2 separate regions of the Homo sapiens genome follow, and region 2 is linked to region 1. Evidence: chromatin loops called from intact Hi-C (ENCODE). Cell type or tissue: CD4-positive, alpha-beta T cell. All regions are shown on one strand.

The links. A loop is a pair of places that touch in the nucleus more often than their neighbours do. Peaks named below come from ENCODE experiments on the same cell type or tissue, not always from the same donor. Only the 100,000 strongest peaks of a DNase experiment are listed, where the experiment ranks them.
Region 2: it touches region 1 in a loop (3-fold over the local background); 3 of 110 quality-filtered maps call a loop at or near these places.

Annotation. Positions count from the first base shown.
Region 1 is chr2:105,113,341-105,115,840 of GRCh38, forward strand. No RefSeq gene overlaps it. Among named protein-coding and RNA genes, the nearest start is that of MRPS9-AS1, 12 kb to the left of the region's middle. In CD4-positive, alpha-beta T cell, a CTCF peak has its summit at 1,343 (motif pointing right); a DNase peak (open chromatin) is centred at 1,361.
Region 2 is chr2:106,581,514-106,584,013 of GRCh38, forward strand. No RefSeq gene overlaps it. Among named protein-coding and RNA genes, the nearest start is that of CD8B2, 95 kb to the left of the region's middle. In CD4-positive, alpha-beta T cell, CTCF peaks have their summits at 1,194 (motif pointing left) and 1,397; DNase peaks (open chromatin) are centred at 768 and 1,208; H3K4me3 peaks cover 1,047 bases; H3K27me3 peaks cover 547 bases.

The DNA.
Region 1 (2,500 bases):
ATCAGGAGGCCCAGGCCCAAGGAGACTGTGGTTACCCTAACTGCTATGAAAATACGTAGAGTGAGGACTAAAAATAAAACCCTAAGCCCCCAGCAAGCTGAGTGGACTCCCTCTTGGCCAAGGGGGCCCCAGAGAAACCTTAAAGAAAATTCTGGGCCATAACGGGATGGGAGGTCTGTCTCATTATATAATACCTTCTCCCTTTTGCAGTTTAGACAAAACTGCCCGGCATTAATGTTATAATAGAGACCATAAGACTGACAGAACAAACTCATTATGGTACCAAATTATAAACAAGACCTAAGGCCATGGCAGGGAAGGGTTAAGTCATGCACCCAACATTTAAAGAATAAACTAGGTTCTAACTGCCAGAGGTTGTTCTCTCTAGCAGCTAAACCAGCATTGGCCTTGACATAAGCAATGTTGAACTAGTTGCAGCTCATCCACCACCAGACACTGACTAACTCACCCCCTTTCCACCAGCCATAACTACAGCTTTGATTGGACAAGAGACTGATTTCTGTAACTTTCTCCTGATAAGAGATCACAGGCCATGGACTGGTTCTGGCTGGTTTACAGAGGCCGACCACTTGGGTGTGTTGACGCCCTGCTTCACCTTTTGACATATAGGGCCTAATTATAATGCATTTAAATGTTACGTCTCCACCCCAAGGAGACCCTGGGATGTATATAACATGCATGTTTGCTTATCACACATGTGCAAGACCCCCTTTCATGAATATTCATGGCTCCTCCCATATCCTGTTGAATATGTATACCAGTTAAGCTGAAATTCCTGTCTTCTCCTTCCCTCCCTCCAAGTGCCTGCCTTTATGGCTTTGGCTGGAGGCTACACCTCCCAGCATATCGGAATGCCCACCTTATAGTCTGTAACCCTTTATAAGAAATAAAACTCTCCTGTCCAAAGTTATAGATTTCCTGATTTTTCCATTTACAATAGCAACTAAAAAGTTCAACCTGTTAATTTTATCAAATACTGACCAGCCCTGATTCCTGAATTGTGTTAACATAGTGATTCATTTGAAGTGAAAAAAGGCAAATTGTAACTAGTTCTCATATAAAGCAGTATGCATGTTATGTGCCTGTATTTGCCTAAAAATATATGTCTGTGTGGATAAGTCTAGATAACGAGATTATGGATAATGTTTACTTTCTTCATTTATATATGCTTGGAATTTTTTAAAGCTTGTTCATAATTCTTAAATGGCTTGGATTTCTTAAAACCTATGCATAAGTTTTAAGAGGGGAAAATACAGTGATTTTTGGTTGAAAATAAGAGCATCTTGATCTCTGTTAGTACCCTAGTTTAGCCACAAGATGGAGTAGTTTACAACCGAATAAGCAACTAGGCGCACAGAGACCAGGAGGAAGAGGATGCAATTCCTGCCCCACTCCTGGATTTAATCTAGTGATTCATGCGCATTTTAATGCCTCTTGAAAACATCAGGCATATTAATTATCCTTTCTAATCCATCTTTTGCAGATGAATCTCTAAATTCTGATTTTTTCTTATGCTTACATTGAGCCTATAATTATCTCGCCTATTGCATTGATTCCTTTCAATGAAAGAGGTAAATTATTAGAGAAGACTAGAAGCCAGAGCTAGGGTACTAGAAAAAAGCAGCAGCAGCTTTTTTCTTTCTTTCTTTCTTTCTTTGAGATGGGGTCTCATTCTGTCACTCAGACTGGAGTTCAGTGCTGCCATCACAGCTCACTGTAACCTCGGCTGCTGCTCCCAAGCGATCCTCCAACCTCAGCCTCCCAAGTAGCTGGGACCACAGACATGCACCACTACTTTCAGCTAATTTGTATTTTTTGTAGAGATGGGGTTTCGCCATGTTGCCCAGGCTGGTCTCGAACTCCTGAGCTCCAGTGATCCACCTGCCTTGGCCTCCCAAAGCGCTGGAATTACAGGCATGAGCTACTGCTCCCAGCCAACAGCAGCTTCTTCTAATGAAGGGAAATTCTTGCAGATGGGAGGCTGGGATCCACTTCTTCCACCCCATGTTGCTCTGTCCCTAGCATAGAATGGCTACCATTTGACTTTGAGTTGCCATTTCAAAATGCCTATTTGTATCAATGTTTTGAACCATTCATAAACTCTCTAAATGTTAGTGTACCCAAAAAAGATAAAAATAGAGATAATTTAACTCAAAATAGAAGAAAAATATTAAGAGGCTGAGGCTTAGGACTGCAGTCTATCCTAAGACTTGGGCGCGAGGAAGGTAGGGGTTCTATGACAAGCTGCTAGTGGGCTCCTCCAGGGACATGCCCCAGTAGAATGAAAGCTACGTACCCGTGTGCTGGATACAGGACTGGCAAGGACGGCTGTCTCTGCCCTGCCTGCCATTCGCAACCCATCCCGGCATGGCTCCTGGGCTGGGAATGTTGTTGAAGGTTTAGCGAGCATCTTTTCTATTAGAAGCATCCAAGCACACTTTGGACTGCGGGAAGGAGACACCCATTACCATCGACACTC
Region 2 (2,500 bases), 1.5 Mb after region 1:
TTCCCATCCCTGATGAGATGAGAAACTTGAGTGGCAGATTTGCTGGGAACCGGATCGCAGGGTTGCTTTTTAGCCACCCCTGTCTATCAATCTGCCTTTTCCCTCAGCATGTGCGCAGTAATTTATCCAGCTCTCCTTCACTACACTTTGTTTGGAGTGTGTGTGTGTGTGTGTGTGGGAGAGAGACAGAAAGACAGGGACAGAGAGAGAGACAGAAAGATAGAGACAGAGAGAGCTACAGAGAGTTAACTGAGATACAGAGACAGAGGTCAGAGACAGAGAGATAGGGAGATACAGAGACATAGAGACAGACAGAGATAGAGACAGAGATCAGAGACAGAGAGAGGCAGATAGACAGACAGAGATACAGAGACAGAGACAGAGAGAGACTGAAAGATAGACACCCGCCCCCCCACACACACAACGTATTTCTTCAATCAGTTTCATTTCCATACCATAGGTTTTATGCTTAGGGGAAATCTCATTTCTTCCAGATAACCCTGGGCTTTTCAAGCCTCTAGTCTAAATTGCTTCTGTGAGGATTCATTTATCTCTTTTTCCATAACCTGAGTTTTGAACTTCTTGTCCGTTTTCTCCTCCCAGTGCTTTCTTTTCCTTTTAGCCTGGGAATGGAGTTTTAAAGCTGAGAGTCTAGGTGGACCGCAGGGGAGTCCTGCACAGCACCGCCTCCACCCCACGCATGGCAGGGAGACCTCGCTCTCTCCGCGGGCCCTAGAGGTGCTGCGCTGCTCGCGGCCGGCAGGAGGAAGCGGGCCTCCCTGCTGTTGCCTAGGATATGTCCCGAGGTGCCTCCCATCGGACATCTTACGTGGGTGTTTTTGCTGATGCGTTTTTGAAGCTCAGTTAGGTCAAGGAAGTGCCTATCTGTGATTGAGCTTGGGAAGCACTCAGGACATATCTGGCATTTTTCTGGCTCATAACCAAACAAATCACAGCGCCCCTCCACCACAAAAAAAAAAAAAAAAAAAAGAAAAAAAAAAGAAACAAATGCCTTGGCTTGTATGTATGGAGTAAACGGACCAAAGTGGGGTCAGATATCTGCTTCTGTGAGTTCGTTCAAGTGGGGAGAATCCTCCTAACTGCAAGTGGGGCTTGAGCAGATGCCCGTGCCCGGCTGATTCTCCTACATGGAAAACTTCCAATTTCGCTCGGATTCAGGCTGCTTCTGGAGCTAGTCTCCCAGCTGGGGGAAGTGAGCGGATGCTGCCATCTAGAGTCAGGATGAGGTAAAGCGGCCAAACCCCTTGGGTTAGCGTTTTCTATTTCCTCTCGCTTTAGAATTCTCTCATTATTTGTTTTATATTCTTACATCGCATTGACAATACCCGGAGGAAAGAATTCCAGGCAATGATTCTGTCCTTAGCTGTCTGGTGGGATGCTATTTATTCACATATCTATAGACTCCCCATGTGTGCCTTGCACAGTGCCAAAATCTCTGAATTCAAGTAGACAATAAATATTCTTGTCAAATAATCTGTGCCCTAAGGTCACTTATTAAATCAGTTATTTAAAAGGAATGAGTTTATCTGTGAAACCAATTTTAGAAAGGATGATAGCTGGGTCATTGGTTACATGCATTTAAAATGCTTACGTATTTGACAAATTCCAAATTCCAAAGAGGCGGCGCCTGTTTACCTCTAACAGTGTGTAAGGGTACCTTTCCCTCCAACACTGCAAACATTGTGTATGGTCAAGCTGGTAAAACAATTTTTACTTGGATATGTGAAAAAGGATCTCTTATAATAACTAGTTCGTGAATTTTAAAATGTGAGGTTGAAATTGCTAAGAACTTATTTAAAGTCATCTATTTATGTATTTATCTATTTAGGATTGTGTCCTATCATGTCATTTGCTTTATTTTTATTAGGTTTTTGTTTTACTTTTTGCTATTGATTTGATACTTTTTTTATGTCATAAGGAAATTGGGTTTTCGTTAGATTCCTTGTAAACACAGTTTCTCCAGTTTTCACTTGACTTTTGCATTTGCCTATGTTTTGAAAATAATTTTGTCTTGAAGGCATTTTGAAATACTCTGGTTATGTCCATGCATCTTCTCCTTTATGGCTTTTGGCCTTGGGAGTACTGTTGATCTAGATAAAGAGATAAACAGAGTCCTGGCGCCTAGCTAGTGATAAATCATTTGCTGAATGATGAGTCCTTCCATGAAGCCTTTTTGTGATTGTGCTGATTTTGCATCCTTCAGATGATCAGTGCGGATACTTTCCCTGCCCACACTAGAAGACCATTGGCCATGCCCATGGCAAGGAATAGAGTGGAGGGAAGTCCCAGGGCGTCAGGCTCCGGCTCCACTTCTCTGCAATGCTCCTGGCAGGTCCTGCATGCCTCCTGTGACTGCTGTACCTCAGGTTCCCTCCTTTCCTGGTGTCAAAACTGTGGCCTCAGGTATGCACTCCCATCAAACATAGCACAATCCACAAAGAGGCTATGTCTTTCCATCAGTGCTTTTCAAGAATTAGGA